4 separate regions of the Homo sapiens genome follow, and all the other regions are linked to region 3. A link is a loop called in an ENCODE intact Hi-C map of the cell type or tissue named here. Cell type or tissue: A673. All regions are shown on one strand. Region 1 overlaps MAP2 (microtubule associated protein 2). Region 2 has its middle 90 kb from the start of MAP2. Region 3 overlaps UNC80 (unc-80 subunit of NALCN channel complex). Region 4 overlaps UNC80 (unc-80 subunit of NALCN channel complex).

Region 1 (8,000 bases), 380 kb before region 3:
CAGTATTTGGATAGAGGCAAGGGGTAGCAGAATTGATCTCATACAAAAGAACTGTAGTTTGAATATTTATGAAAGCAAAATTAGCTAGTGATTAAAAAATGGGGCAGAAAGGTGGCTCAAGGAGAATGCAAATTTATCTTAATTCAAAATACAGTATAAAACTGATGGAGGCGATTCTTTCAAGAAGGAAAAAAAAAAAAAGAAACATATCATCTGTCTCTCAATTTCCTTCCCTGTAGTCTCATTCTCTCTTCTCTGCCATCATATTTTTTTTTTCTTGACTTTCTGTTTCCAGTAACCATGGTGATGCTTCTTCCCAGCAACCTTCTTCACAGCTGGCCTTTTTGGTTCTCATCGAATTTTGCTCCATTCACTGGTTCAGGTTGCTAACAATGCTGTAAAAATTAACTTATTTATTGACATTTTTCTCCTTCCCTTTTCCCCAGGAAATAAATGCAGGAAATTATTCCACACTTAACCTCCCTACACAAGGGCACTGTAAAATAGGGATATTCAACTGCTAATTTCAGTTGCTAACATGGAGGGGATACAGATTATGCCAAAGATTGAATTCTCTGCCTGGGCCCTCAGGGACTGAAAAGCCCCAGGACCAAGCTGGTTGCCACCTCCTTTTGCTTTTGTATGTAAATAGATTGCCCCCAGAAATCACATATCGGCCCTGGTTTTCTAATTCTCTGTTTTTTTTTTTTCTTTTTCTCTTGTAAGGAAAACATGGCCAAGTGCATAATTATAACTGTTAAAAGGGTATTGAATTTTCTGTAGGAAAATATACATAAATATATGCATTTCTTTAATGAAGATATTTATTTTGGAATATAAATAAGCAATATGCGATAGTTAAAAATATTGTAATTATCTGCCAATGACAAAACATCAACAAATCTCTGATGTCCTTAATGCAGATAATAAAAATTCCCATAAACTAGTATTTAGTCATGTCCAGTTTGTGTAGCTTAACTTGTTTGTAATCCTATATGCCTGAAAACTGTTTCTCTATTTAAGCGGTGTGTGTGTGTGCGTGCGTGCGTGCGTGTGTGTGTGTGTGTCTGGCATTAACACAAAGGAGACCAGATGATGACATTCATAGGCTGATAGACTCGACTCCTGGGGACACACTTGGATGGAGGCAATTAAAATGCCTGTCAGGCATTTGGTACCAGAAGCCCCTATGGCAAACCGCTAAATCGTAAGTGAGGGCTGCATCCTATTGTCAGTGAATGATGGCGGAGCTGAGTGGCTTGTCATCATTCTCGAAAATTCTGAGACTAGTGAGCTCTCTCCCTCTCTCCCACTCGCCTTATTTTCCTGTTCGCCACTGCGGGGACTTCTAATTTGCAGCTTCCCTTTCCCCGGCACACACAGACACGAGCTGGTGGCTTGCAGACTGCGTCTGTCTGGAGCTAGAGAGCCAGAGAGCCAGCCTGTGGGGATAATGCTCCCGGAGAAGGATTCTGCAGCAGTTCTCAAAGGCTAGACTTGAGTGGTATTGCTGCATATGCGCTGGTAATGGTTTGGGGCTTTTAATTTTATTTCGTTTCATTTTCAATTCGTTTTTCATAGGATGTGCTTTATGTAATCTCAGAGTAAAGATCTTTTAAAATTCATTATTGAGCTTCCTAAATATTCAAGTACTGCATTTTTTTTGTGCTACAGACCTCCAGGCATAGATTTATTATTTGAGTATAAAGAATGCATTTGCTTACTGGTGAGTTATAATTTTTGATATTTAGTTAACAAATCCATATATATATATATATATGTTTCTTTTGTTTTGTTTCGGTAGATTCTTCAGCTTGTCTCTAACCGAGGAAGCATTGATTGGGAGCTACTCATTCAGAAAATTAAAAGGTACCACATGTTTTGTTTGGATGTTTTAATGAGGGAAAATCAGGGGAGAATTGGAATGTTTTTATTTAAATTAATTTATCTATGATTGGTCTTTTATCCTTAAGCTTAAGTTGATCATTGTCTATTGCATATACCATTTTCTATGCAGATACTTCTATTATCTAAGGTTGTTTTGATTAGAGGATGACTAAAGAATTGTGTCTTTTGCCTATGTTGCAAGTTATTAACAAATATCAACATGTTTGGCTTATTTGGAGATTTTATCATTGTAATGTTTTTTTTAAAGTCCAAAATTCTCCATCTAAATGAAAATTCATTAATTTGAATTTAAGAGAAATATGCTAAGTAATGATTTTATCTGAACAAATCCTGCTAAGTGATTTATTAAAATGGTTAAATGAAATGCCTTGCCCTTCCCAGGTAGAATGGGTGCTAGAGACGAAAGCCCAGGAATGACTCAGTATTGTTGGCTTTACAAATAAAATATTGTAACTTCTTTATTGACATTTCAGTCTTTAAAATGGACATATTTAAAGGCCGAGGTTGTTAGTTCTTAAAAGAAGTTATTTTACATTTGCTTTATTTGGAATTGACAGCATAAGAAAGTAATCCTTCATCTTGCCATGAATGCACTTGAATCCACTTGATCCTGGGCCTCATGCCTTACATGAAAAACATTAATTTTGAAATTCAGCATCAGGATATATATTGATTTGAGATGGCAATTATGGATATTACCTTTTCTTTAAGACCGTCTTTAACTTTAATACCTGTTAATATCAATAAAACCTATATTTGTAATTTGCCTTTAAAAAATGGAAGACATTTTCTGCCCTGCTGAGAAGAAAATCAGTAATACCTTTTAAGCCTTTCCTTGGGATCTATGTATAATATTTCCTCTCAAGACTGTCAGTCCGAAGCATTTTACACAATAAATTTAATTTTTGAAAAATATACCTGAAAATAATGTCCAACTACTGACACTGAAATATTATAAGTATGTGAGTGTACACCTGTGAGTGTGAATATTTGTAGCAGGTGAAGGAGAGTAATACATTGTCCTTTGTTAATATCTGCAATGTATAATCATGAGAACCTTAATTTATTCATTCCACAAGCACTTCTTAAGAGCCTTGCTGCTGTGGGTAATTATTGTGAGAGAGAGAGGGAAGGGGTAGATGACACTGTCCTCAGCCTTCTAGAGTGTAGGCAGCATCACATAAAGATTTTTGAACAGGAGAATGAATTCGTTAAAATAAATTAGTGTGGTCTGAGAAAGGAAATTGCATTATTTCAGATATTGAACAAAAGCTAATACTAGTCTTGAGACACATAAAATTATATTGCACTTCTTCTTCAGAAATTACTCAGTGGAATCGTGTATGAAATCCCCCAAACAGGATTATTTCACCTAGATATTGTAAAACTCTTGAGACCATTCTCTCTTTTTAGATTTCACTCAAAGTAAGTGAAAATATTTATGTTTGGTGGAAAAAAAATCTATTTGGTATTTGCCCATCTGATTAAATCCAGAGAGCATATATTTCACATGAAGATCTATTTCCTAATCTTCAGACTCATTCAGCAACTCATTATATTAATTTTGAACTTTAGGATATGTGTATGAATTGGAAAAGGGTGAAATTATTTAACTGCTAAAAAATGACTCCAATGCGTTGTCAATAGGAACTAATAAGTTCTGTTATGATTTGTCTGGATATTGGAGAAGGGGCATACAATCTCACCAACAGGCCTCTGGCATCTAAATTTTGGAGGACCAGTTAAAAATTCATCTAGCGGTATGCTGACAAAATGCATATAATAAAAAATGAGTTTATTAAAATAGTAGGTTGGGTGATTAAAGCAGAACAGAATTTGACTACTAGAGTCAAATTCTGGGACCTATATCATGGTTTTTCTAGTCAATATTGTGGTGAGTTAATTCCTTTACTGATTTCACTCATTTTTTTCACTTACATTTTTAACACATAGTATAGTGCCTGGGTCACAGTAGGAATTCAATAAATATTTATTTAATTATTTCACAAATAAATGAATTTGTCAGCATTTTCCCCTATTACTTTTTTGTTCTTGCCTTTCTTAAAATTATACACTGTGAAACAGACATCTGGTCATTTTTTTTTTAGTTACCCAAAATATTCATTACATGTTTCTAATAAATAATAATTAGATCATTACACTGGATATAAAAGTGACAAACCATGTATAGAAATTTCTTTAGGCTGTACGGAATAGGATTTTTCTGGTTTTAGATTAAAACGGAAAGAATTCTTGAAATGTCCCCTTTCACTTTCATCAGCTGGGGGAAATATGCCAAACTGCAGCCTGAGCTTTGCTTATGGACGCTTCCTAAATACTACTCCCAGGCTTGACATTGTTTATTGCTTTTCATGTCTTTGGCCAAGATTTTGCTGCAGCAAAGGGGAGGAGGCCTTTCCCCCCATCCCCTTTCTATAAATGTAATATGAGAAATGATGTCATACTTACCAGTCCATAATGAGCAACAAAGCATTTAAGGATAGATAGATAGATAGATGATAGATAGATAGATAGATAGATAGATAGATAGATAGATAGATAGAATATTTTCTGTATATTTAAGGAATCTATCAAGAAACTTCTAGAATCACATGGCTTTAGAGAATGTTATTCTTTCTTGCTGTCATTTATTTTCATTATTAAAAGTATAATTTTTTGTTATTAACAATGTGACGGACAGTATCCTAAGTCCTTAACATATATTATCTCCTTTAGCTCTCCCTGTAATCCTGGGAGATAAGTGTGGTCTCCATTTTACAGATAAATGAATTGAGACTACAGTTGGGCAAACCCAAGTCTGGCCTCAAAGTCCTTCATATTAAACACTAAATTTTACCACATTTTTTTCTAGCAGATTTTTGGTACCTAGTCATTGTCTTGATGTTCCATGCAATAAGGTTAAAACAGTATGCTTGCAAATATCTTGATTTATCTGCAAGTATAAATCAAAATATCTCTATCTATCTATCTATCCATCTGTCTGTCTGTCTATCTATCTATCTATCTATCTATCTATCTATCTATCTGTCTATCCTATCTATCTATTTATCTATGGTAGAAGTGAATATGTCCTCAAATACTTAACTAATATTCAAGCTCTATTGTATTTTAATTTTTATATTTAACTTGAAGGACTTTATTCTTCAAGGATGAATGTCAAAGATAAATTAGGAAGTTTTAAAATAAATGTATTCATAAAGCATTTTCCATGTAATTATAGTGAAATGTTATTTTGAATTGCATAATCTATATAAGAAAATTAGAGAATCCAAGTGCTAAATAGCATAACTGATGTTATAACTTGCAAGGTTTGGGTTTTTTTTTTCTTTTTAAAGTGAAATAATGGCAGAAGAATGTTCAAGTGACCAAAATAAAGAAACAAGCAGGCAACAGGGCCATGGGCAGAGTAAAAATACCAATTCAACCTCAAGGACAACTAACTTGGAAAAATCACTGAAGATACTAACAATTACACAAATATGTATTAAGATTCTCTACTTGCAAAGGAGTATTTACAGGAGAACATTTCCGGAGCTCAGTTGGAGTCAGCAAAATAAGATGAGGAAGTAGTACCAAGGCTCACTGGTACCGTAAGAGAGACATAAATGATTTTTTTTTTTTCAGATTTTATTTTAGATTCAGAGAGTACATGAAGGTTTGTTACCTGGGTATATTGTATGATGCTGAGGTTTGGGGTATGAATGATCCTGTCACCCAGGTACTGAGGATAGTACTCAATAGTTCATTTTCAACTCCTCCTTCCTTCCCTCTGCGCTTTAGTAGTCCCCAGTGTCTATTGTTGCCATCTTTATGTCCACAATTACCGAGTGTTTAGCTCCCACTTATAAGTGAGAATATGCGGTATTTGGTTTTCTGTTCCTGCATTAATTTGCTTAAGATAATGGATCCAGCTGTATCCATGTTGCTGCAAAGGACATGATTTCATTCTTTTTATGGCTGTGTAGTATTCCATGGTGTATATATAACATATTATGGATAATTTATTAAGGGACTTCATTACAGGGCATGAATTCTAATCATTGGAATGGGACTCAACAGGAAATACTTCATAGAGTATGAGTTTTCTGAGGCGGAACTTGGGGATGAATAGAAGTATTCAAGGGGGAGACAACGTATGGAGGAGCTCCAGAAAGAACAAACATTAGCAAAGGAATCAAAGGAAGTGAACATGCTGGGAAAGCACAGACTGATCTCATTCATATTCTAGAGTATAAAGCAGAAAAACAGGACTCTTAGAAGATAAAGTTGTATCATACGAAATGGCTAATATTCATCTTTTTTGAATTATAAAATTAGAAAATTTCATTCAGTTCAACTTAATACATTGGGAGATGGCTTTGAATGCCAGTCAAGGAGGTTTGTTTCTTATTCAGTGGGAAGCTATTGACTAGTTTGAGCAGGAGACTACTATGACCAAACTGTGTTTTCAGATTATTTGTTTTATAGCTCTGTGTGAGATAAATCAGAACTGTGTGTGAGAGCATGTTGAAGAAAGCATCACTTCAGAAGCTGTCATAGAATAATCCCAGGGGAAAAACAAAAGTCCAAAGAGGGTATTGACTGTGGGCATGAAAAAGAGGTCATGATAATGAAAGATGCTTCTGAGCTCAAGTTCATATACAGAGTAGAACAATTGCTTGATTGGTAGGAGGAATGAACAGCAGAAGGACTCAAAGGTGACTCTGAAATTTGAATCTGATAACTGAAAAAAGCAAAGGGAGAAAGTAGCTGAGAGCTACACGAGGAAAGAGTCCTTCTTTTATTTTTATTGTATCTCTAGTCGCTAGCAAAATGCCTAGTACATAGCAGACAGCCAATAAATGCTAAATGAATGAGTGAGAACACGAATAAAAAATGAAGAGGTATGTTTAGGACATGAGGCTGGATATGTGGGTGGACTGGGCTCGTAGATTGCAGAACATGCAGATCCAAAGCTGAGAAGGGAAGTTTAGGGAGGGAGGGCGTGGGTGTTATTAACAAGAAGGATAAGAAGAGGACCAGAGGGAATCTCTTGGCAGTACCTGCATTTAAGATGCAAAATAAGGGACAAGAATTAAAGTTGAATGAAGAATTAAAAAAAAAAAAGCAAAGAAAGAAGAGGACAGGGAAGGTTATAGAAAACAAAGTTAAAACTCAAATTTTCCAGAAAAACTGAAGAATGAGAATAAAGAAAATGTTGCTGGGAGTATTATTTATTTCAATAATTATTTTGTTATAAAAACAATAAATCCACATTTTGTAAAATTTGTAAAATTTAGAAGGGTGTAAGGAAGGAAATAATAGTCACTCATAATTACACAATCCAGAGATTATTGTTAACACTTTTAAAACATTTTGATGTATTTTTTATCCTATTGCTTTTAAAATTTCATAATCAAAATCATAAGGATATAATTTTGAATTCTGCCTTTTTTCATTCAGCAGTGTCTTAAGGATTTCTCACAACATTTTGCCACCTGCATATTATTCTCTCACCTAAAGTTTGGACATTTTAAATCCCTACTGTTTCCAGTTTTTCACTATCACCATAATGCTGTAGTGGAATAGTTTGTATATTACTCTTACACAATATTTTAAATAATTTCCAATGGATAGTTACTTAAAACAAAATCACTGTATTCTATTTTGTCAAATTCCTGGACAGATAAAATTTGGTGGTTTCAAAATGAGCCTCGGCTTTCCTCCAAGGAGGATCTGAGATTACATTAGCACCTGCCATGTGCCAGCATCTGTGAAAGGCACTTTAATTATCACAGTATCTCTGATGTCGATTCTATTATACCCACTTTACTAATGAAGGTACACAGACTCAGAGAGTTGCACATGTTTTTTAGGCCTAGTTTTAAATCTGGGTCTGACTCTAACTAGTCAAATCGTGGAGACACAAACAAGATCTTGAGAAATGAATGAGTAAATAAGGATATGAAAACAATAGGAAAATACACTTAAGGAGTCCGGAACTCAAAGAAAAGAGAGATAAAATATGAAAAGCAAGAAGGTAGTGACTTCAGTGCGCTTTTGCTGCTTATTAACATGGAAAATCACAAGCC
Region 2 (8,000 bases), 630 kb before region 3:
ACTCTGATATTTAAAGGTTTGCATAGTAAAAAGCCTTCAGCTTCTCCCTGTTCTGTCTAGAAAAGTATAAGTTTAAAGTATACCAAGTACAGTCCAAGAGTCAGAACAATGAAAAATAAAATACTTTATTAAGCCTCTATTGACTTAAGTGATCTAAAGGTTTTCATTATTAGGTTAAAGGGTATAGATTACACCAAATTCAAATGCTTTAAGCAAATATTAGCTATCAGGTATCCTTAAAATCAATTGTCATTAGGTAAGAAATAAAGAATCACATCAGATAAGATATTCATTGTAGACTAACTTGTGCAATTTTAGAAAATTAATTTATTCTGCTTTGGTTTGATTTGTAAAATAACAGAGAGACTTCTAGCCCTAAAGTTTACTGGTCCTATGATGATGGGCATTATGTTTCCTTTAAAAGTTTCTCTTTACATCAACTCTTGATTAAACATTATGTAGCTCATACTATTTAATCATTATTTTATTTGTTTAGTCCTACTCCCATGAGAACCCATTAAAATGATGGTAAATACATTTTAAAGGAATAAATTACCATAAAAATGAGAATGAATGGGAAACACCGGGAGAATACCAATCAAGCACATTAGAAGACCTTGACAATGAGATTTAAAAATGGTCTCAGGATAAAATAGGACAATCCACTTGTACCTAATGCTAGGAATATTTTCCATCTAATGGCACAGATATGTGTCATTGCCTTGGTAGAAAAGGTAATGCAACCATGGCACATGACTCTTCTTTGAAATAAGCAGTATTTTTATACTCATAGTGATATAAACTCAGGCTTTGGTTTTTAATTATTAGGTTAAAATTATAAGCAAAATCTGCAGTACTTAATTATCATAAAATAGAATACAAATTTTTCTCAACTTTGAAAAAACTGACAGAAATGAGAGCATAGTGAGGGTAAGACGAGATGATGAAGGGAAGGGGAACATTAGTATTCTCATTATATAAGTGAGAAGTAAAGAATTAGAGGTTTTGCATGTTTGGAGTTGCAGAAGTGATCAGCTAAGACATAGAGAGTGGTGATAACTGAGTAATAGATGGAGAAGCTGAAATTTAAATAAATTTAAGGTTGATATAGTTTTAAAAGTGTCGTAGGTATAGTCCTTAGAGCTATCAGAACAACCACAAAGAAACCTAACATTGATTTTTGCTTTGCTTTGGTTTGATTTTTTAAAATAATGAATCTGGTGTGGGAAAGAGGCAGGACACAGAGTTTTATATTTGATAAAACTGTAATTCAAATATGTATGTGAACCATGTCTTTTTGTCTTTTAAGTACCATATCTTAGATAGATGTTTAGTTGGATTCAGCTTTAAAAAATCACTGTATTTCCATCTTATCTCCAGACCTAAATAGACATCATAACCCAGGTTACCACTGCCATCAAGTGGTGCCTTAGTGGCATTAAGTTGTAGAAAACCTTAAGTAACCAAAACAATCAAATCTATTTGAATGAAGAGAAATACTGTAACTTGCCTTCAGTTTGAATGGTGCCCGAATTACAATATCTAGAAATCTAAGAATAACACTTACCCAAGAGCCTAAAACCATAGGACTTGCTCATGCTAAATGATCCTATTTTGTTCAGATTAACTTTGTTAACATAGAAAGCTGAATGTGAGAAATAATGATCTGATTAATATTAATCCTAATGGTAATATCTTGATTTAAATAATACTTTTTGTTTTTACAAATTTTCAAAGTTGAACAGTTAAACATATATATCCTGGAACCAGATTGCCCCACATGGATGGCTTCAAAACTTACAAAATGTATAATCTTTGGCAATTTATTAAAATTCTCTGTAGCTCAGTTTCCTTCTTTGGAAAATTGAAAAAAATACTACTCCTTACCTTGAATTATTATTGTAAAAGTCCATAAGTTAACATATGTGAAGAGCTTAGAACCATGCCCAGGAAAAGTGTCAGGTGTTTTTATATGAATCTCTAATTTAGCCTTTAAAAAAAATTTTTTGGGGGGGTTTATTTAAAGTGTGTTTTTTTTTATTTTTTAAATTATTATTATACTTTAAGTTTTAGGGTACATGTGCACAATGTGCAGGTTAGTTACATATGTATACATGTGCCATGCTGTTGTGCTGCACCCATTAACTTGTCATTTAGCATTAGGTATATCTCCTAATGCCATCCCTCCCCCCTCCCCCCACCCCACAACAGTCCCCAGAGTGTGATGTTCCCCTTCCTGTGTCCATGTCTTCTCATTGTTCAATTCCCATCTATGAGTGAGAACATGTGGTGTTTGGTTTTTTGTCCTTGCAATAGTTTACTGAGAATGATGATTTCCAATTTCATCCATATCCCTACAAAGGACATGAACTCATCATTTTTTATGGCTGCATAGTATTCCATGGTGTATATGTGCCACATTTTCTTAATCCAGTCTATCATTGTTGGACATTTGGGTTGGTTCCAAGTCTTTGCTATTGTGAATAGTGCCACAATAAACATACGTGTGCATGTGTCTTTATAGCAGCATGATTTATAGTCCTTTGGGTATATACCCAGTAATGGGATGGCTGGGTCAAATGGTATTTCTAGTTCTAGATCCCTGAGGAATCGCCACACTGACTTCCACAATGGTTGAACTAGTTTACAGTCCCACCAACAGTGTCAAAGTGTTCCTATTTCTCCACATCCTCTCCAGCACCTGTTGTTTCCTGACTTTTTAATGATTGCCATTCTAACTGGTGTGAGATGGTATCTCATTGTGGTTTTGATTTGCATTTCTCTGATGGCCAGTGATGATGAGCATTTTTTCATGTGTCTTTTGGCTGCATAAATGTCTTCTTTTGAGAAGTGTCTGTTCATATCCTTCGCCCACTTTTTGATGGGGTTGTTTGTTTTCTTCTTGTAAATTTGTTTGAGTTCATTGTAGATTCTGGATATTAGCCCTTTGTCAGATGAGTAGGTTGCGAAAATTTTCACAGAATTGGAAAAAACTACTTTAAAGTTCATATGGAACCAAAAAAGAGCCCGCATCGCCAAGTCAATCCTAAGCCAAAAGAACAAAGCTGGAGGCATCACGCTACCTGACTTCAAACTATACTACAAGGCTACAGTAACCAAAACAGCATGGTACTGGTACCAAAACAGAGATATAGATCAATGGAACAGAACAGAGCCCTCAGAAATAACGCCGCCTATCTACAACTATCTGATCTTTGACAAACCTGAGAAAAACAAGCAATGGGGAAAGGATTCCCTATTTAATAAATGGTGCTGGGAAAACTGGCTAGCCATATGTAGAAAGCTGAAACTGGATCCCTTCCTCACACCTTATACAAAAATTAATTCAAGATGGATTAAAGACTTAAACGTTAGACCTAAAACCATAAAAACTCTAGAAGAAAACCTAGGCATTACCATTCAGGACATAGGCATGGGCAAGGACTTCATGTCTAAAACACCAAAAGCAATGGCAACAAAAGCCAAAATTGACAAATGGGATCTAATTAAACTAAAGAGCTTCTGCACGCAAAAGAAACTACCGTCAGAGTGAACAGGCAACCTACAAAATGGGAGAAAAATTTTTTTTAAAAAACAAGTGAAGTTAGGACACTATGACTCTTCACTATTACTTATCATGTAAAAGATGAGAAAACAGAACTACAGATTGTCTCTTTACCATGGTAAAGTTAGGAGCTCCAAACTAATCTGTGTTACAAAATGTAAAAAACCAATAAAGGATTACTCTAAACAAAGACTGAAAACTTAGATTTCTGATGTAGAAAAATAATACATAATAATGACCACAAATGCGTTTTCCCTAATTACACTTGAAATATGCTTATATTTTGTGTTTTTTTCTATTTTGTACACATGATATATTTAATGAGGTATTTTAAATGAGGACTGAGTAAGCCCTTCCTCTGTGTTGCCTACGTTTTTCACACCCCCAACCATTCCACCCTCACCCTAGCTTGTTTTGTTCTCACATAAAACTTTAAAATTTGATTAAGTAAAAATAATTGCTTTCAGATGACCTATTATGTTCCATAAGCTTTACATAGTTTATTTCATTTGATCTTTACAATAAAACTTGTACTACTGCCATCTCCACTTCTGTCTCCCCATACTTTTTTAAAGAAATAATCATCTTGATGTAACTGAATAACTTAAGACATTGATATATGAGTGTTGCATTACAATTATATAACAACTATATAAAAAATTTAAATAAGCAACTGAAAGGCATAAATAAAACATACTCTTTGGTATTTTCAATTGTTCCTGTGACTGCTACCATATGAATAACCACTCTAGGCTGCTGAAGAATGAGACACGTCATCACCATCATCCCAGCTAACACCTATCCAACTGCTAGACACATGAATGAGGCTATTTAGGTGATTTTTACTCAATATTTCTATTATTTATGCCAATAAGAGTGACAGTACCCTGTAAAGAAGCTACTATGCAATGGGACCCAGAGTTCTTTTAGCGCTAAAACGACATTTTAACAGGTGAAACCTAAAGCTGTATAGCATCTATTTGACCTGTAGAGGGCACCAGCGGCCCAGACAGCAGAATTAATTGCATTTCATTCGGTTTAGACTTGGAAATAAAAACTCTCCTTGCCCTGCACACTCGCTGTGGATTGTCGATGCCAGTGAAAGCCAGCATTAACACTCCCCTGGAGATTTCAGCATGCCATCTCATGGCTGAGTTTCAGATGGGGCCTCAAATTCATATAATTTAGTTCTATTAAAAGCTTTGCAAATTATTAAGATTATTTTTTATCTTAATAAAAGATAAACAGTTTTTAGAAAATTAGGATACAATCCAAATTCTAAAAATTATTAAATCATTTGTAGTGTCATAATAGAAAAACACTCAGAATAGTGAAGCTTCATTATTCAGTCTAGCAAAAAACCTGTTCACCTGAATTAGCAAAAAAGTTCCAATTTTTCTGTAAATACATTTCTTCCTAATTAAGTTAATATCCCTTGATTCATTCAAGTTATTTCCTTAAAAAGGTATATTAAGTTTAAAAGCAAAACAGACCAAATGCATGGCCTTTGCTATCAAACCCCCCTAGCCCAAATCTCACCTCTGTCACTAGTTAGCTGGGTGTCAGAGGTCACTTCTCTTAGCCTCAGTTCCTTTATCTGTAAATAAGAAAAATAAAAATACTTGCTTTATATTATTGTGAAAATTAAATTAGACAATGTGTAAAAATGCTTAGCACAATGTAAGTGCATACAGTCTTGGCAAACAATGATTCCATTACTGAATAGGTACTATTAAGTTGTTATTAGCTTATTAATAGTTTTTGTATAGTGCTTGCTGCAAGGAAAATAATTTCTCTGACATGTCAATACACTAATATTTAAATTAATGTATACAGTTTCTAGGAAATCCTCAGCCACATTTACTTTTGTCTTGGAGATTCACTTTTAGTCAAAGAAGAAAATATTCTTAGGGCTAGTGAAGAGGGTAGCTACTAAAACACGCATTTTCAAACATATTTTTAGATATTAAATAGAAATTTGTTCCCTTGAAATTTTGGAAGCTTAATTCTTGCAATGTTATAAGTAATTAGGTGGCTATAAAGATAATTCATTAATTGAATATAAACAGCTTAATTTTTGTCTGAATTAGGCAAAAGTATGAATTGCAAAACTTTTATCAAGTTTGAAGAAATCTATTATTAAAATAAGAATATGGAACAAGAGGCATTTAGGCTTGAGTTCAAAGTAATAATCATGAAATGAGAAAAAGAAAGATATCCTATAATCACAAATGAAGATAAATCATACCTGTCAATAGTATTTATACATCAAGTTACAGATCATTAAAATAATAAAAGAAAACTGCAAGAAATATGAGTGGAAATAGATAGGGACACAATTAATCCTCACATGTGTAGGGATAAAATTAATCCTCAGATGTGTAGAATCCTCACATCTATAAGCTCAGACACGGAAGTATACAAAAAATACAGACTATAAATAAAAAATAACTAAGTAGGTCTTAGAGAGATACATCCAAATCAATACCTTGAAAATTAACTGGCCTATTTATTGAACATTCACTGCAAAATAAATTGCTAATAAATGTCAAAAAGTAATTTTATGTTCATTATTATTGTTGTTGATAATAGTAACAATACTATAACCTAGAAATAAAATTTGCAGTTAACATATAAGACCTACATAAAAGAAAAATTTAAAAACAATTGAATGGCTTGAAGAAAACATATACTTTGAAATTTTCAGTTGTCTCTGTCAGCACTATGCTGTGAAAAGCTCAGGCTAGAGCTTTTCTGGAGAATGAAGACATAGCATCACCTTCACCCAGCTAACATCTAGTCAATGATAAAGCTATAGATTATGAAGCTATTCTTGACAATCCAGGCCTAGATGAGCTGCCAGCTGACCACAGAATTACCGTGCAGCTGACCCAAGAAAATAATAAATATTTGCTGTTGTAAGCCACTGAGATTTTGGCCAGGTTATTATACCACAAATTATGATACTTCCTCTTAGGCAAGAGCCAAGACAAGCTCAAGCTGGCTTTCTCTTGACATGGCCCACAACAGGTACAGTAGAGGAGAAAATTACACAATTTTGCCTTGTTCCATTGAGAGTGTAGGATGGTTCTGAGGCAACAGCAGCCTCTTTCTTATCATCTCCAGAAAGCCAGCCCAGGCCTTGCCTTCTGAGTTTCTCAGGCATGAGTTACTCAAACATGGTGGTAGTAAGGATAATAGATTAAGCTCACCAGCTCGGCTTCCTCCAAACCCTTTCTCTTGTCAGAAAGAAAAAGAAAGCATCTTGACTTTTGCTGTCAGGAAGAATCATAGAATACCAATACTCTACCCACAAATCCTCTTTGGATTTCCAATCATTTTTTCTTAGCTTATCCAAGATCTGTTTAGATATTAGAGGTAGATGGTCAGCCAATGATGGAAACGAATATTCTGCTACCTTCTCTTTTAAGTCTCACATCTCACTATGGACTGTGCATCTACCATTTTGATGCCTTGGAGAAAATTGAGTCTAAAGAAATTTCACTGCAATGTCTTTTTATCCTGAATTTATAGAATCTTTGCATGAGGCAGTCCTTTTGCAATTTGGTTTGAAAGGCAGATGCTTTACATGGATGTTATGTAATGTTGTGTTATTTATTCTTCCTACTTTAATCTAGTATTGCCTCTAATATTCGTCTTTTCAAGGTCCCAAGAACCTCCATACTACTAAATCCACTTTGCCTTTCTTTCTTTCTTTTTCTTTCTTTCTTTCTCTTTCTTTCTTTCTTCTTTCTTTCTTTCCCTTTCTTTCTTTCCTTCCTTCCTTCCTTCTTCTTTCTTTTTTCTTTCTTTTTTTTTGGCAAAGTGTCGCTGTGTTGCCCAGGCTGGAGTGTAGTGGCATGATCTCGGCTCACTGAAACCTCCGCCTCCTGGGTTCAAGCGATTCTCCTGCCTCAGCCTCCCAAGTAGTTGGAACTACAGGCAACAGGCACCCGCCATCACTCCCTGCTAATATTTGTATTTTTAGTAGAGAGGGGTTTTCACTATGTTGGCCAGGCTGGTCTTGAACTCCTGACCTCGTGATCCGCCTTCGTCAGCCTCCCAAAGTGCTGAGATTACAGGCATGAGCCACCACACCTGGCCCCACTTTGCCATTTTTAATCCTCTTGTTAGTGGACATCTCAGGAGCATTGTACATGATAGAAACATTTTTTGTACTTGGTTTCCAGAGCACGATATGATCCTGGTTTTCCTCCTATCTTATAAGCTGATTTTGCTCATTTTTTTTTTTGGTTCAATTTACCTTGTCTTCTGGATCTCTAATTAACTTTAATGTCTAAGTGATCTCAACCAGCAACATGACTTAAATACCATCTATACACTAAAGAGTCTCAAATGTATGTCCTGCTCTGTCTTTTCCCCCTGGTTTGCATATTCAGTTGCCTACTTGACATCTCCACTTGGCTGTCTCATA
Region 3 (8,000 bases):
TCATTTACCTTCAACAAAAGGCAAATAAACAATAATAATCAGGAGGTGGTTTATCATTCCCAGGGCACTCAGAGTCAACTTACTTTCATCTGGACAGATTTTCTGCAGACATTTCATCCAAACTTTGACATATGCCCTCAAATGGTGCTTTTCATGGTTGTTAACTTAATCTCCTTCTCTTGTTGTGGTGTAACTCAGATACTGGCTATACTAGTTAATATTTTACCCGTTTCATTCCATCTGTGTTAGCTTTAAATATTCCGACATACACAAAAAGCCTAATTAGCTTCCTCCTACAAGGAAGATTTAAGATAGGGCAAACCCAAAATCAGCTTAAGAAAAAGTTCTTTTCCCAGTATGGAATAGTTGGCCTGGAAATCATAAGGAGAAATTCAATAATTTTTCACTCTCTCTGAAGCCTATTTTTAAGTGTGTATCATTATTCATGTAAAGTTAATTCCCTGCTCATCATATATATTCATATTAAAAATAAAACAAAAATAAATTCCAAACCCAGCTATAAATTGCCTGGTGTGATGGTTAACTTATGCCTCAATTTCCTATATTAAGGGAAAATGATATACTATAGCTTAAGTGATATTTAGGGACTTCTCTAGGCTCACTGGATTAAATGAGGGCTTCTAAAGAAGAAAGAGGGCTTCTAAAGTCTTAGTATCCATGAATCATAAAGCAATAAGTCTCCAGAACTGAAAGGAAGTCAGCCATGATTCTCCTTCCTGTCACTTAAGACAGAGCACATGGTATTAAAACTATAACTTAAATTTCAAAATGTCCAAAAATTTCTCTCATTTGGCTATATTCTATGAGTTTGTATATATTTTTATAATAGTCGTCTTTACCCAAATCACGCAACAATAAAACAACTTTTGCAGCAGCTATAATTGCAATATATGTGTTAGCCAAATGAAAGATAAAGCCTTTATGTTTTAGGAGTAATATATGTATATTTGTGAGCTTATCAAAATGTATAGCTTCAAGGGCTTTTCATATGAAAGTCGATAAGAAGCCCCAACCAAAGGACCCCGTTCTTGCTCTAATAGTTATGTAGACTGTTTTTCTGACTCCCAGGTACCAGGAACAAGGAGCCAAACTGCACTTTATCAGGTACAGAAAGACTTGCTCTAATTTCATACCAGTTCTGACATCTTGAGATGATTGCCTTTTAAGCTGGTTTATGGCTCTATTAGATTTCATTTGATGCATAACATACTATTTCTGGGTAAACCCCCAAAAGTGGGTTTACTACAGTTTGGGATGACAGTCTCTTCTAGGCTGCTAAGCTTTCTTTATCCTTCGGATGAGGTTCTCCTTGGCCTCACCCTACTGATTCATTAACTCATTAGGAATCTTATATTTTTCTTCAGTGTGATACCCTCTTCTCACAGCTGCTACATGAATACATTTTCAGACCCCTAGTTAATCTTTCACAATTTCCCAGGGAAAACCTTCATTTACTGGAGGAAGGGCAAGGCATTCCCAGAGAGGAACTGGATGAACGAATTGCTCGGGAAGAGTTCAGAAGACCCCGGGAGTCCTTACTGAATATTTGCACTGAGTTCTATAAGCACTGTGGGCCACGGCTGAAGATCTTGCAAAATCTGGCTGGGGAGCCTCGGGTCATTGCCTTGGAACTGCTGGATGTGAAGTCTCACATGAGGTACTGGCCTCGCTTTCCCTGCCCCAAGTGTGAACACAGCTTGGCCCATGTGTCTGAATGTGTGTGTTGGGTTGAGAGTGGGGGTTCTCCAGGAAAAACTCTTAATATAGAATGATTTGTTTCCGGTGACTTAGGTACACATCATACAGAACCCTCTGCTAAAGTGTGCATTAAGTCCATCAAACAGGATCTTAGCGTGGACAAGGGGAAAATGTTCTTAAGATAGAAAAGCACAGTTTATATATGTGCTTCTCAATAAAAGAGAAAGAAAGGGAAATTTTATCACCTGAATTCTTAGAAAAGTAGCCTTCTTCTCACTACTATTTACTGCCCAGATTCGAATTTTTCACAAGAATTGAATGTTTCTTCTCTGTTATTTTACATGAGGAATGCACAACTACTTTCTGCTTCTAGGGTCCCTAAAAAGCCAGTAATGAGCCCTGCAGGGAAGTAAGCAGTTTTAACTCAGCCAACTTGGCTTGGGCCTGAAATCCCCTTTATATAAACAGCCTTCCAACCGTTAAAAAAATGTGTCCTGGTAAAAATTCTGAACTAGATGAGGCCAGTCGTCATTTACATGTTTTACTCTTAGTGTGCTAGGGAAAGGCCCCAGAATTACTTCCCTGTGCACTCGTATTTCGTCTTCCTACAGAGATGCCATTTCACTTGAAATTCATGCTAAAGGCCGTATTTGTGTTTCAAAAGGAACGTGATTCCAGAGGACCTTCTATTCAGATTTGTAATTGTTTGTTAAGGGTGATAAAAATCCCTTCAAAGAAAAATGTCATGGGTAACAAAAGATTCACTTGGAAATTTTAACGTATCTATAAAGGTAAAAGTAGAGTTAGGTTCAGCCACTTCCAAATAACGTTGCAATTTCACAAAACTCACAGTTTCCTGGTTATTGCCTTTTTTTAAATTTAGAAAGTACTAAATGGAGGAAAATGAGAAGACAGAAATGTACAGTGAGCATAGATTCTTTTTCTTCCAGTGTAATTTCACATTCTTTGAATTGTGGGCACACACCCAGTACTGCCCTGGAGAACCCCAGAGCCTCACTGGAGTTCACACTCCCTGCTGTGCAGTAATGGGGAAGAGCTTATTTCACACTGAGAAGTTCAGCTCCTAGATGGGAGCCTTCAGAGAAAGGGGAGGGACATTTGGAGTGTTAAGGTACTGCTGTCATAGCAACTTAGGAATCTATTCAGCCCCTCCACTTCCTTTCCCGCTGGTCTTCTCTAGCTGACCTAAGCAATTCTGTGAACAGAGAAACATCACATTCCCAGAGTCAGAAAATCATTATGACCAATGGCCATTTTGTGAGAGAAAGGGAAAAATATTCCTAAAAGATGGATGTGTGTGTGTGTGTATGTGTGTGTGAGAGAGAGGGAGAGAGAGAGAGAGAGACTATGAGATAGTGACTGTCCCATAACCTGACTGTATTTATACTCTTCTTAGGGCATTTGGAGGGAGGGGACAGCAAGAGTCAGAGAGGCCTGGCGCTCCCTCTAGAGGCCAATACCTATTAAAGGTTAAATGAACTGGAAATGATTTAGCTCTGTGCCTGGCACAGATCTGGACACAATAGATACTAATGCTAATGAGAATGGTTCAAATACTATGTTAAACACTGGGGATGTAAACTAAGGTCCTGGTCTTCAAGATTATCACGGTTCAATGCAAGAGGCACATAAGAAAATAACTATGATACAAAGTTGTAAGTACTATAATCACATTTACATTTATGTATTATTATATAAAGGATTTGAGGAAACTCAGAAAATATTTGAAGGGAGAGTGTATACAAATTATAGAGTCAGGATAATGTGAAAGATTTTCAAGGAGTTAATTATTTTTATGATAAGATTAGCACGGGAAATCAATATAAGATCATATTAGATATTATTCATGAACCATAAATTTGACTTTCTTAGTTATCAAAGCAAAGAATGAAAAAAAGATTAATTACAAAATCATAATATAAATAAGTTAAAAACAAAACAGTTGCTCGGTGAAACAATACTTTTTTAAAATACGAAGAACAAGAAAAATCTTGTAGGGGCCAAGGGAAAATTTCCCCTTCACTCTCTGAAGGTTTGCTGAAAGTCAACTGATAAAAGGCAGATCATAATCAAAAAGCATGAAAATGTATTTGATCATAGTTTTACCTGACACAGGAGCCTTCAGGATGAAGACCCAAAAATACAGGGGAAGCTCTCCATTTTTGTTTAAGTTTAACAAAGTATGGATAGCCATGTATAAATATGACTGGACAAAAAGGGTATGATCCCATTCTAATAGACCAAGTGAGGAAACCCAGCATGGCCTGTATGTTTGGATTCTTCTTGGCCTCTCTGGTTAGCATTCCTTCCTTCTGGGAATGGGGCAAGACCCTTTCTGGAAAGGGGGCGTTGTTATGACCTACAATCAAACAAGATGGGTCAGGTAATTTCTTTATGGCTAGTTTTTACACAGAAAGATGGGGGAAATTTAGTGTAATATTTTTAAGTTTTATGGCTGGCTTCAGGAAAAAAGGTTCTGGTTTCAATGACTTGCTTTGAGGAAAAGGGTCTCCAGTTTCCATGGCTAGCCTTGGAAAAGAATGAGAGGCCACAGAGAGGAGGGCAGGAGAAGATCAGTGAAAAACCTTGGCTTCTGAGGTCTTCATTTTGGCGTATTGCTTTCTGAGCTTCAACAGTCTCCTGGTTGGTGTTTGTTAAAAGGGAAGAGTAGTATGATGAACAGAGTCCTCAACAACATCCCCATAGTAGATAAAGTGCTGGTTGTACATGGCTGGATGCCTGTTAGTATATAAAGTTGGCACAATGTCATAATGCAGTTCAGCAAGAGCAATTGATCTGAAGCCAGGATAATGTCATTCAAGAGCACAGCTATTTCATGGCCTGGATCAATAGGAGGGCAACATTTTTATTGCTCAGGGAATATTTAGACTAAATGCCCTTTATTAACGCAATTTCTCACAACAAGCTTTTGAAAAAGACAGGCCTGCCATAGTCTCTGACCAAATAGAGACATTCTGTGTTGCTGATTAGGGGCAGATCCAGATGCTTTGAACTTATACTAAGCAAAGGATGTAATTAAGGCTCTCCTATAAGTTAAGTGCGCACTTGAATATGTGTAAAAGTTGGAGCTTAATATATAAATTTGCGAATTGAGGGTAGTATTAAATCGTTCTTAAATTATAAGAATAGATAATGTCACCCAAGGATGAAAAGTTGATTTTTAAAAAGAGAAAGAGAAATGGGATGATATAAAAAATGCAAATGTTTGCCAAAATAATTTGAATCAAACCAACAAGTTAAGAAACATTGCTAAGGCAATCTATACTTCTGAATTTGCAGAATGTATGGTTGATTACAAGGCTCTTGAAGAAAATATTCTTGATTAGAGTCTCTGCCCTACAGAAATGTATTGCTTCATTTGTCCAACCCAGTGCTGCCAAAGCAGCTGGATAATAGAATCTGCAAATTCTCTCTCTTTTTCTCTCTCTTTCTCTGTCTGTCTCTCTCTCGTGTGTGGTCTCTATCTCTCTCATTCTCTTTCTCTCTTTCTCTTTTCCTCTCTCCCTCACCCTCTCAATGGGAAAATCTCTTGTGTTCCCACTGGGAAAGAACCATAGGAAAGTTTTTTGATTATACATGTGATAGTACAGCAAAGACTGTGGGAAAGGGAAATTTTGTTTTATGCACAAAGCAAATTTATTTTGTCACATGACCAGGAATTAGAGAAATTCAGGTAGTAATCCATAAAATGGCTCTTAAATTCAGCTCTACGTAGTCTTTGGAAGCTCAAAATAGACAGATTGATTATCTCACAAGCACTTCTCAATGTTATCTTTAAAATAATAAGAGAAAAGAAATAAGTGCATATAGATATACTCTTATTTGTCACACAAATAACCTGAGAAGTAAAGAATTATTTTCTGTATATCAAATTCATGAGAAAGAGATAAACAAAAGAATGTATAAGCTGTTTAAAATGATTTCTTTAAAACACCCACATTCACACAGAATTCCAGGACAATGTGAATATGTTCAGTTTGGAGAGAAGACAATGGGAATTAAGAGACAATAACTATTTCTTGATAATGAAGGGTCATGATGGAGAAGATGGATTGGATTTATGCTTTCAGAATTAAGCCTAGTAGGAAGAAATGAAAGGGAATTTGGAGGCCTAACATGAAAGGAACCTCTCACAGTGTGGACCTCCAAAGATGAAATAAGTTGCCTTGTACAGTAGTGAATTTTCTATCCATGGAGCCAGTCACATAAAGCAATTGTAGAACAATCTAAATAATCAGAGAGGTAGTGGCCTTGGCTGTGATTCCTAAACCAGGATGCCTATCAAAATCAGCTGAGGAGCTCTTACCCTCTAGATCCTTTCAAACAGTTATTCACTCTTCAGTTCTCTTGGAGTAATCACAATTTCTCTTTATTACAATGCTATAGTTAATATGTGAGACAAAGAATTACATGATATTACCACTGCACTACTCCTAATGCATCAGTGGATCTGTGCAGTGACTAAGAACAACTAATATAAAAAGAGTGACAACTAGGAATCCTGTACCTCCTGGCGGAAGTACACACCACATACACCACCTGCTAAGTACTCTTGCCAAAAATTCAAAACTGAGTCTGCAGATGTAGGCCCTGGATTTAACTTCCAATCGAATTAAATACAAAGGCAGTAGGATAGATTAAATTACACCGTGGAGATTCAATCAGCAAAATTCAGAGTGTTGCTACAGAGAATTTCTTTAATAAATAACAAGATAAGGCCGGGCGCGGTTGTTCACGCCTGTAATCCCAGCACTTTGGGAGGACGAGTTGGGCAGATCACAAGGTCAAGAGATCGAGACCATCCTGGCCAACATAGTGAAACCCTCGTCTCTACTAAAAATACAAAAATTAGCTGGGCGTGGTGGCATGCGCCTGTAGTCCCAGCTACTCAGGAGGCTGAGGCAGGAGAATCGCTTGTACCGGGAGGCAGAGGTTGCAGTGAGCCGAGATCGCACCACTGCACTCCAGCCTGGTGACAGAGTGAGACTCTGTCTCAAAAAAAAAAAAAAAAAGACAAGTACAGAAGGGGGGAAATCGACATATTAAAAGAGACTTAAGGACATATCAACAAATTGAAATTTATGGGCCTTATTTTTTCCTAATTTGTTAAAAAAAAGTAATTATGAGATAATGTGTGAATGTTGAAAACTGACTGAATATTTGGGTTTTTTAAAAAAGAATTATTTTTAATTTGTTAAATGTCATACTGTGTTGTGTTTAATTTTTCTGAGTCCATAAATTTGGAGACACATACTGAAATATGTCTGGGTAAATGATGTGATGCTTGGAATTTACTTTAAAATAGTCTAGGGTAGGGAAAAGGGGGAGTGTTTGGGGGTATAAGTAAAACAAGAGTCACTGTAGGCCAAGTACAGTGGCTCACACCTGTAATCCCAGCACTTTTGGGAGGCTGAGGCAGGCAGATTGCTTGAGTCCAGGAGCTCAAAACCAGCCTGGGCAACATAGCAAAACCCCATCTCTACAAAAACTACAAAAATTAGCCGGGCATGGGGCTGTGCACCTGTAGTCCCAGCTACTTGGAAGGCTGAGGTTGAGAGATGGGTATTTTGGGGCTTACTATATACTGATCTCTCTACCTTTTTATATGTTTGAGATTTTCCAAAATAAAAGTTAAAAATATACAGATTTCTGGGCCCAGACCAGACCTTAGAAGTTTTTTGTTTTTTTTTTTTTAGACAGAGTCTTGCTCTGTCACCCAGGCTAGAGTGCAGTGGCACAATCTCCTCAGCCTCCCGAGTAGTTGGGATTACGGGTGCCCACCACCACGCCCAGCTAATTTTTTTGTATTTTTGGTAGAGACAGGGTTTCACCATCTTGGCCAGGCTGGTCTTGAACTCCTGACCTCGTGATCCACCTGCCTCGGCCTCCCAAAGTGCTGGGATTACAGGCGTGAGCCAACACACCCGGCCAGAAGGTCTTATTTATGAGATTTTTGGAGGTCCTGGGAAACTGTATTTTTTCGTTTTCCTTTTAAGCTGTATTAGAAAAATAATAATAATAAGAGGTGCCAGTGTGAACCTGACTGCCTACAGGATATTATGACTATTATGGGCTCTTTCAACCCTAAGATTCCATGACTCAGAGAAGATTATCTTCAGAGCTTTTCCAGTACAAACTTGTCTCAAAAAAAAAAAAAAAAATCTTATTTTTCCATTTATCTCAAATCTCCTCCTCTCTTTAGTAACAATCCTGAAAACTTTCCATGTATGGCTGCCCCT
Region 4 (8,000 bases), 170 kb before region 3:
ATATATTTCTTCTACTCCTACTACCTATTTTTATTATTTTTAAAAAGTTAACTGTAAAACAATCTTAGGCAGGTATTTTAGGAGATGTTCCAGAAGAAGGCATTGTTATCATAAAAGATGACAATTCCATGTGTGTTATTGCCCCTGAAGACCTTCCTTTGGGACAAGACATGAAGGTGGAAGACAGTGATACAGATGATCTTGATGCCGGGTAGGCCTAGGCTAATGTGTGTGTTTGTGTCTTGTTTTTAACCAAAAATAGGAATGCCTGGCACATAATGAGTAAGCAGTAGCTGCACTTGTTTTAAAACAAAAAAGTTGGCCGGGCGCGGTGGCTCACGCCTGTAATCCCAGCATTTTGGGAGGCCGAGGTGGGCGGATCACCTGAGGTCAGGAGTTAGAGACCAGCCTGACCCACACGGAGAAACCCCATCTCTATTAAAAATACAAAATTAGCTGGGCTTGGTAGCGCATGCCTATAATCCCAGCTACTTGGGAAGGCTGAGGCAAGAGAATCGCTTGAACCTGGGAGGTGGAGGTTGCGGTGAGCAGAGATCGCACCATTGCACTCCAGCCTGGGCAACAAGAGCAAAACTCCATCTCAAAAAAAAAAAAAGTTTTAAAAAAAAGTATAAAATAAGTACATACGTTTATAAGTATATAAAAAGCATAAAATATACTTTTATACTTTTTAATACATACTATACATACTACATACTAGTATATATAATAATATATACTATAAAATATATTAAAAGTATAAAATATAAAAAATATACAAATAAAAGTAAAATAAATATATAAATTTATAAATATATGACTATATTAAAAAGCTTATAGAATAAAGTTATAAAGAAATCACATATTTTTGTGCAGCTGTATTATGTATTTGTTTTAAGCTAAGCCTATTACAAAAGAGTCAAAAAGTTTAAAAAACTAAAAAGTTTATAAAGTAAAGTTATAGTAAGCTAAAGTTAATTTATTATTAAAGAATAAAAGCTTTTTAAAGATAAATTTAGCATTGCCTTCATATTCACTCACTACTCACTCACTGACTCACCCAGAGCAACACCCATTCCTGCAAGCTCCATTCATGGTAAGTGCTCTATATAGGTGTATAATTTGTTATCTTTTATACTGTATTTTTACTGATATTTTCTATGTTTAGATACACAAATACCATTGTGTTATAAATGCCTACAGGATTCAATACAGTAACATACTGTACAGGTTTGTAGCCTAGAAGCACTAGGCTATGTCATATAGCCTAGATGTGTAGGTGGCCATACCATCTAGGTTTGTGTAAGTAAACTCTATGATGTTTGCACAATGATGAATTTGCCTAACAACACATTTCTCAGAACGTATCTTTGTCCTTAAGTGATGCATGACTGTATATGTAAAATGCTTAGGAACTTTGCATATATTAGGTGCTGAGTAGGTGTTAACTATTATTGTTATTTTCAGTATTGCCAACTTTTTAGCACCTTAACTTACTGAGTCAGACTGAAGAGATGAATATCTACATCAATAACCAAAAAAATGCTAAGATTTTTGAATTGGTTATTTGAATATCTCTTACAATATGCGTTAATGTCTTCTTTTAAAGTAATAATGTTCTATTAAAATAGCTTTTCTATTTGAAAATGAAATGAACTTATGAAATAAAAAGAACTTAAAACCTTACAAAACGATGGAACTTCTTCCGTCTTTTCAGCTAAGAGAAGTTCTCCTATCAACAGTCAAAGCCGGACCTGTGAATCACCAAATCAAGATGCAAGACACTTAGAGGTTAGTTTATTATAATCATAAGAAGAAGGGAGGCAGAAAGTCCTTGGACATAGTGTAGTGTGAAGGGAAAGACATGAGTTCTAGAATCACTACCAGGCTCAAAGCCACTCCTCCTTTCTGAATGTGCAACTTTTAACAGCTTCAGGTTTTTTATCAGTCGTATGAAAATTAATTTTCTGTATCTCCCCAAAGCGTGCAGGTGTGGAAATAAGACCATATACGACTAGTATTTTATCTCGGTGGTTAGTGTGTAATGAGTTGTGCTTTATCTCAATGGCTAACATGTAACACTCAATAAGTGTTAGTTATCATTACATCCCAGATTAAATAACATATCACCTTGTTCTCAATTATTGCATCCCCTAATGCTTGTTAAGTAACTCTAATGTAGGTAGAATAATGCTGCCGGAGGTCAGAAAGAGGGAGTTGGAAGGAGTTATAAGATAGTCCTACCCCTTAAGGAATCTAAAGTTTAATGAGGGGTCAAGACTAACCCACATAAAACGGAAGATGCAAAATATGATATAAGATGCAGAATGTAATTCAGTGCAAATTTGTCATGTTTGATCAAGAAAAGAAAGGAATGAAGTCCGGAGTAATTGAAAGCTACATAGAAATCGATACTACCATTAACTTATGGCATTAAATGACCTGCTTTCACTTTCAATTCAACACGTGCAAAGTGAAACTTGCTGCCTTCCGTCAAAATTGGATCCTCTTTCCAACTGTTATTACTCAGGAAGATTATCACCCTTTTTACCCTCCAACCTGGAAATTTTGGAGTCCTATTACATCTACCATTTAGTGAGCAATTACTAAGTACAGACGCTGTGATTTGTATGCTGTAAGATGTATATATTTTTCACATTTAACATCTTTGAAATTGAGTATGCTTGACAATCTTTGGCCCCTTATGATCTCCCTACTGGTAGCTGTCTTGATATGGTTGTAATTCTTGTGCAGCATGAATTTGGTCATTTCCAGCATCTAAATTTGCATCATCAGGGTCAGTGGATTATAAGCATATGTCAGAGGGAATAGTGGAGCAGTATTTTAAGAGATAACACTCTTGATACAGAGGAGGTTATTCTTTGGAAAAACTCAAGTATTAACAATTCTGGGTTGAAAATTTTAAATGTGAAGGAGTTTTAGGAATACCTACACCAATTTATTTCACTTATACTTTCCTCTTACATAGACACAGGATGGAAATATAATTAAAAAGCTGTGCCTAAATAAATGTAAAATAGCTCTTTCAACTAGTATAAAATAAAAAATCCTCAATGATACAAGTAACATGTCCTAGTTTAATTAACAGGGTATTTTTTTCTTAATGTTACGTAAAATAATGGTATGTCTTCTAAATGATGACATCTTAGATACAATGAAATACATACATCTCATATTATGTTATACTTAATCCTCTCGATTTGATTTCCTGCTAAGTCATATTGTCTTCTTTTCGTTATGTTGCTCAGATGTTTTCTTTATTGTTTATGACCACTACTATCCTCTAAATCCAGGCCCTCATGACTAAATTGCAGCTGAACCTACCTAATTGAGTTTTATACTTCTAGACTTTTCTTCTTTGCATAAATACCACTAATAATTCCTGACTAATTTTCCTAATACATCATTTATTTATTAACTCACCATTCCACATAAGGCATTTTATGCAAATGCCATCTTTTGTCATGTCGCTTTCTCCTTAGGAACCTATAGTGGATCCTATTGACTGTCGCTGCAAGACCAAATTCCTCTCCCTGTTTTTTTTGTGCCTCCCACCACTTGGCACCACCTTTGTTAAGTGACCCTGTCTCTGATTATCCCTTCAGTCAGTTATCTATTATCTCTAACTTATAGTGCCTGCTCATTTTAGCCTCCAAATCCTTGCTCAAATTGTTTCCTCTAACTGGAATCTTCTCTTTCCTTCGTCTAAATTTTATCCTTTTAAGGACCAATTAAGATCTCAATTCAGGCTGAGGCGGGCAGATCACAAGGTCAGGAGATCAAGACCATCCTGGCTAACACGGTGAAACCCTGTCTCTACTAAGAATACAAAAAAATTAGCTGGGTGTGGTGGTGGACACCTGTGTCCCAGCTACTCAGGAGGCTGAGGCAGGAGAATGGCGTGAACCTGGGAGGTGGAGCTTGCAGTGAGCTGAGATCGTGCCACTGCACTCCAGCCTGGGCGACAGAGTGAGACTCCGTCTCAAAAAAAAAAAAAAAAAAAAAAAAAAAAAGATCTCAATTCCCAATTCCCCCTAAACTCTTGTCTTATTAGTCTAAGCCTGCACTGTCCAATATGATAGCCTCTAGGCCCATGTGGCTATTGAACACTTGAAATACAGCTAGTCTGAATTGACACTGTAAAATGTACATCAGATTTTGAAAATATAGTATAAAATAGAATGTAGACTTGGCATGGTGGCTCATACCTGTAATTCCAGCACTTTAGGAGGCTTAGGCAGGCAGATCACTTGAGCCCAGGAGTTTGAGACCAGCCTGGGCAATATGGCAAAACTCTGCTTCTACTAAAAATAGAAAAATGAGCGGGACATAGTGGCACATGCCTTTAGTCCCAGCTATTTGGGAGGCTAAGTGGAGAGGATCACCTGAACCTGGGACATGGAGGTTGCAATGATTCAAGATCACACCACTGCACTCCAGACTGGGTAAGCGAGACCCTGTCTTAAAAGAAAGAAGAAAAAAGTAAACATCTTAATACTTTTTTGTTTTGTTTTGTTTTGCTTTGTTTTTGAGACGGAGTCTCACTCTGTTGCCCAGGCTGGAGTGCAGTGGCGCGATCTTGGCTCACTGAAAGCTCCGCCTCCCGGGTTCATGCCATTCTTCTGCCTCAGCCTCCCGAGTAGCTGGGACTACAGGCGCCCACCACCGCGCCCAGCTAATTTTTTGTATTTTTAGTAGAGATGGGGTTTTACCATGTTAGCCCGGATGGTCTCGATCTCCTGACCTCGTGATCCGCCCACCTCTGCCTCCCAAAGTGCTAGGATTACAGGCATGAGCCACCGCGCCCGGTTCCATCTTAATACTTTTTATATTGATTCTATGTTGAAATGATAATTAGGGGTTAAAAAGAATATATTATTAAAAACAATTTCACCTGTTCCTTTTCACTATTTTTAATGTGGCCTCTACAAAATTTAAAATCAGATATGTGGCTGTTTGTGGCTTGCATTATCTTTCTATTGGACACGCTTCTCTGACCTATACTTACCTGTCTTGAGACATAACTGTAAGCTCATGAGTTTAAGGGTCAGATTCATCTAATTTTTTAAATCTCTAAATCACCTAACATTATGCTAAAGAATTTTATGGTCAACTTCAGAAGACTTAATTCATGAAATTTCTAGCTGTATTTATCTCTCTGTCCATCATGATTGAATAATGCCTTATTTTGTGTGTAAAAATTAAAATCGTAAGGGCTAACCTTCCAGATAGATTGTTGAGGGTCTTTATACTTTAGTAAAGAATTTCACCTATAATGCCTATGGAAAAATATCTCACATCACCTGGGCAGAATTACATTTATCAGCTAAATGTAATTAAAATAAGCTACCTGGTAACAGAACTGCTGAATGTGTACTTATAAATCAGAATAAAGGTCATTGTGTCCGATTAGAAAAGTGTATTGCATCTCTCCACTGATGAATGAAGGAAAAGTTAACCTTGTACTTCTGTTCTCATGTTCTGGCTTCAATCTGATTAGGTACTACTAACCTGGTGCTTCTATTTTAGCCTCATGCTTCTATTCAGTTCACCTCTGTATGATGAATTCTTGATGTGTAACTCTCCTATAGATACTGGGTATGGAGATGAAAAAGAAAATAATTAAGAATAAAATGAAATAAAATATATGAAATTACTTTGCCTGATGCTTGAAATGACACAGGTGATCCCTAGAAATCTGTTTCTATTCTCCCTGAGATGAAGTCAAAATCCCTTGGCCCATAATATCATAATTAACTATAGTGAAAAAAAGCCCATATATGGAACCATGTTGTAATATGGTAGCTAATTCTAGATGATATAGCTACAGGGGAAAACAAAAAACAAAAAACAAAACCTAATCTGCTATCTCTGCCTCCAAAAGGGACTCCAGGTGGTTTGTGAAACATTCCAGTCTGATTCCATCTCACCCAAGGCCACCATTTCAGGCTGTCACCGAGGAAACTCCTTTGATGGAAGTCTGTCCTCCCAAACTTCCCAGGAAAGAGGCCCATCACATTCCAGGTACCTGATTGCAATGTTAGGGACAAAATGTGTCACTGGTCACCAAAAATCAAATATGCATTTTTAACTACTTCGATAGCCTCTGTTCCTTAAAATATGTATTTGCATAATATGTGTATACATATTCTTGGTCAAAGTATAATTAATAATTGTAGAAATATGCTATGAATGGCTCTCCTTTAAACAAACTAGGGCGAAAGTGGAAAAGATGCTTCTGATTTAATGAGATGTCTGAATTAGGTGTTACTTAAAATGTTTAAGTGCAGAACTCAAATGATGCTATCAGAAGATTATGTTGCAGAGATGTTAAAGGATCTGTTTTAATATATAAGAATATTTTATACCGCTAGATCCTTGTATTAAAATTAGTGCTTCTAAATCACATAGGAATTTAAAAGTCTATTCTTTGTAAATATTCTAACCCTACCCTTGTTATTTGGTGCACATAGTGAATTTGCTTATAAACACCTTCTCCAGAAACAAGAAATAGTCTATTTCTTCTTATTACCAGTTGAAATTATGGACACCTGGAGTCATGAGGTTTGACACTCCACCTATGGGGCAAGAGCTCCTGAGACTATCTGTATATCCCTACTTTCAAATAAAATTATAGCCTAGTAATACATAGTATTTTAAAAGGGAACATTTTTAAGACTAGTTTTATTGAGGTGTAACTTACATACTATAAAATTAACCTATTTTAAGTTTACAGTTTTGTATGGTTTGGCTGTGCCCCACTAAATCTCAACTTGAATTGTATCTCCCAGAATTCCCACGTGTTGTGGGAGGGACCCAGGGGGAGGTAATTGAATCATGGGGGCCAGTCTTTCCCATGCTATTCTCGATAGTGAGTAAATCTCATGAGATCTGATGGGTTTATCAGGGGTTTCCACTTTTGTCTCTTCTTCATTTTTCTCTTGCCACCACCATATAAGAAGCACCTTTCACTTCCCACCATGATTCTGAGGCCTTCTCAGCCATGTGGAACTGTAACTCCAATTAAACTTACTTATGTTCCCAGTTTGGGGTATTTATCAGCAGCAAGAAAATGAACTAATATAGTAAATTGGTACCAGTAGAGTGGGGCATTGCTGAAAAGATACCCAAAAGTGTGGAAGCAACTTTGGAACTGGGTAACAGGCAGAGATTGGAACAGTTTGAAGAGCTCAGAAGAAGACAGGGAAGTGTGGAAAAGTTTGGAACTTTACCTAGAGACTTGTTGAATGGCTTTGCCCAAAATGCTGATAGCGACATAGACAATAAAACCAGGCTGAGGTGGTCTCAGATGGAGATGAGGAACTTGTAGGGAACTGGAGCAAAGGTGACTCTTGTTATGTTTTAGCAAAGAGACTGGTGGCATTTTGCCCCTGTCCTAGAGATTTGTGGAACTTTGAACTTGAGAGAGATGATTTAGGTTACCTGGCGGAAGAAATTTCTAAACAGCAAAGCATTCAAGAGGTGACTTGGGTACTGTTAAAGGCATTCAGTTTTAAAAGGGAAACAGAGCATAAAAGTTCAGAAAATTTGCAGCCTGACTATGCAACAGAAAAGAAAAACCAATTTTCTGGGGAGAAATTCAAGCCAACTGCAGAAATTTGCATAAGTAAGGAGCAAGGAGCCTAATGTTAATCCCCAAGACCATGGGGAAAATGTCTCCAAGCCATGTCAGAGACCTTCACAGCAGCCCCTCCCATCACAGGCCCAGAGGCCCAGGAGGAAAAAGCAGTTTCGTGGGCTGGGCCCAGGGTCCTCATGCTGTGTGCAGCCGAGGGACTTGGTGCCGTGGGTCCCAACTGCTCCAGCTGTGGCTGAAAGGGGCCAATGTACAGCTCAGGATGTGACTTCAGAGGGTGGAAGCCCCAAGTCTCAGTAGCTTCCATGTGGTGTTGAGCCTGCAGGTGCACAGAAGTCAAGAATTGAGGTTTGGGAACCTCCGCCTATATTTCAGAAGATAT

Evidence for each region. A loop is a pair of places that touch in the nucleus more often than their neighbours do. Peaks named below come from ENCODE experiments on the same cell type or tissue, not always from the same donor. Only the 100,000 strongest peaks of a DNase experiment are listed, where the experiment ranks them.
Region 1: it touches region 3 in a loop (4-fold over the local background); 14 of 110 quality-filtered maps call a loop at or near these places.
Region 2: a loop joins it to region 3, with 6 times the contacts of the local background. A loop is called at or near these places in 50 of 110 quality-filtered maps.
Region 4: it touches region 3 in a loop (2.7-fold over the local background); 8 of 110 quality-filtered maps call a loop at or near these places.

What each region holds. Positions count from the first base shown.
Region 1 is chr2:209,578,232-209,586,231 of GRCh38, forward strand. MAP2 (microtubule associated protein 2) reads left to right here. Exons shown (of 16, transcript NM_001375505.1): 3 at 1,805-1,869. Among named protein-coding and RNA genes, the nearest start is that of MAP2, 160 kb to the left of the region's middle. In A673, no CTCF peak of the experiment used is centred here; no DNase peak of the experiment used is centred here; H3K4me3 peaks cover 616 bases.
Region 2 is chr2:209,330,071-209,338,070 of GRCh38, forward strand. No RefSeq gene overlaps it. Among named protein-coding and RNA genes, the nearest start is that of MAP2, 90 kb to the right of the region's middle. In A673, CTCF peaks have their summits at 1,433 (motif pointing left) and 4,555 (motif pointing right); DNase peaks (open chromatin) are centred at 1,421 and 4,571; H3K27me3 peaks cover 870 bases.
Region 3 is chr2:209,958,030-209,966,029 of GRCh38, forward strand. UNC80 (unc-80 subunit of NALCN channel complex) reads left to right here. Exons shown (of 65, transcript NM_001371986.1): 50 at 1,090-1,125; 51 at 1,460-1,678. Among named protein-coding and RNA genes, the nearest start is that of RPE, 41 kb to the right of the region's middle. In A673, a CTCF peak has its summit at 3,189 (motif pointing left); DNase peaks (open chromatin) are centred at 2,812 and 3,162; H3K27ac peaks cover 1,460 bases.
Region 4 is chr2:209,787,815-209,795,814 of GRCh38, forward strand. It overlaps UNC80 (unc-80 subunit of NALCN channel complex), which reads left to right. Exons shown (of 65, transcript NM_001371986.1): 6 at 1,718-1,791; 7 at 5,906-6,045. Among named protein-coding and RNA genes, the nearest start is that of UNC80, 20 kb to the left of the region's middle. In A673, no CTCF peak of the experiment used is centred here; no DNase peak of the experiment used is centred here.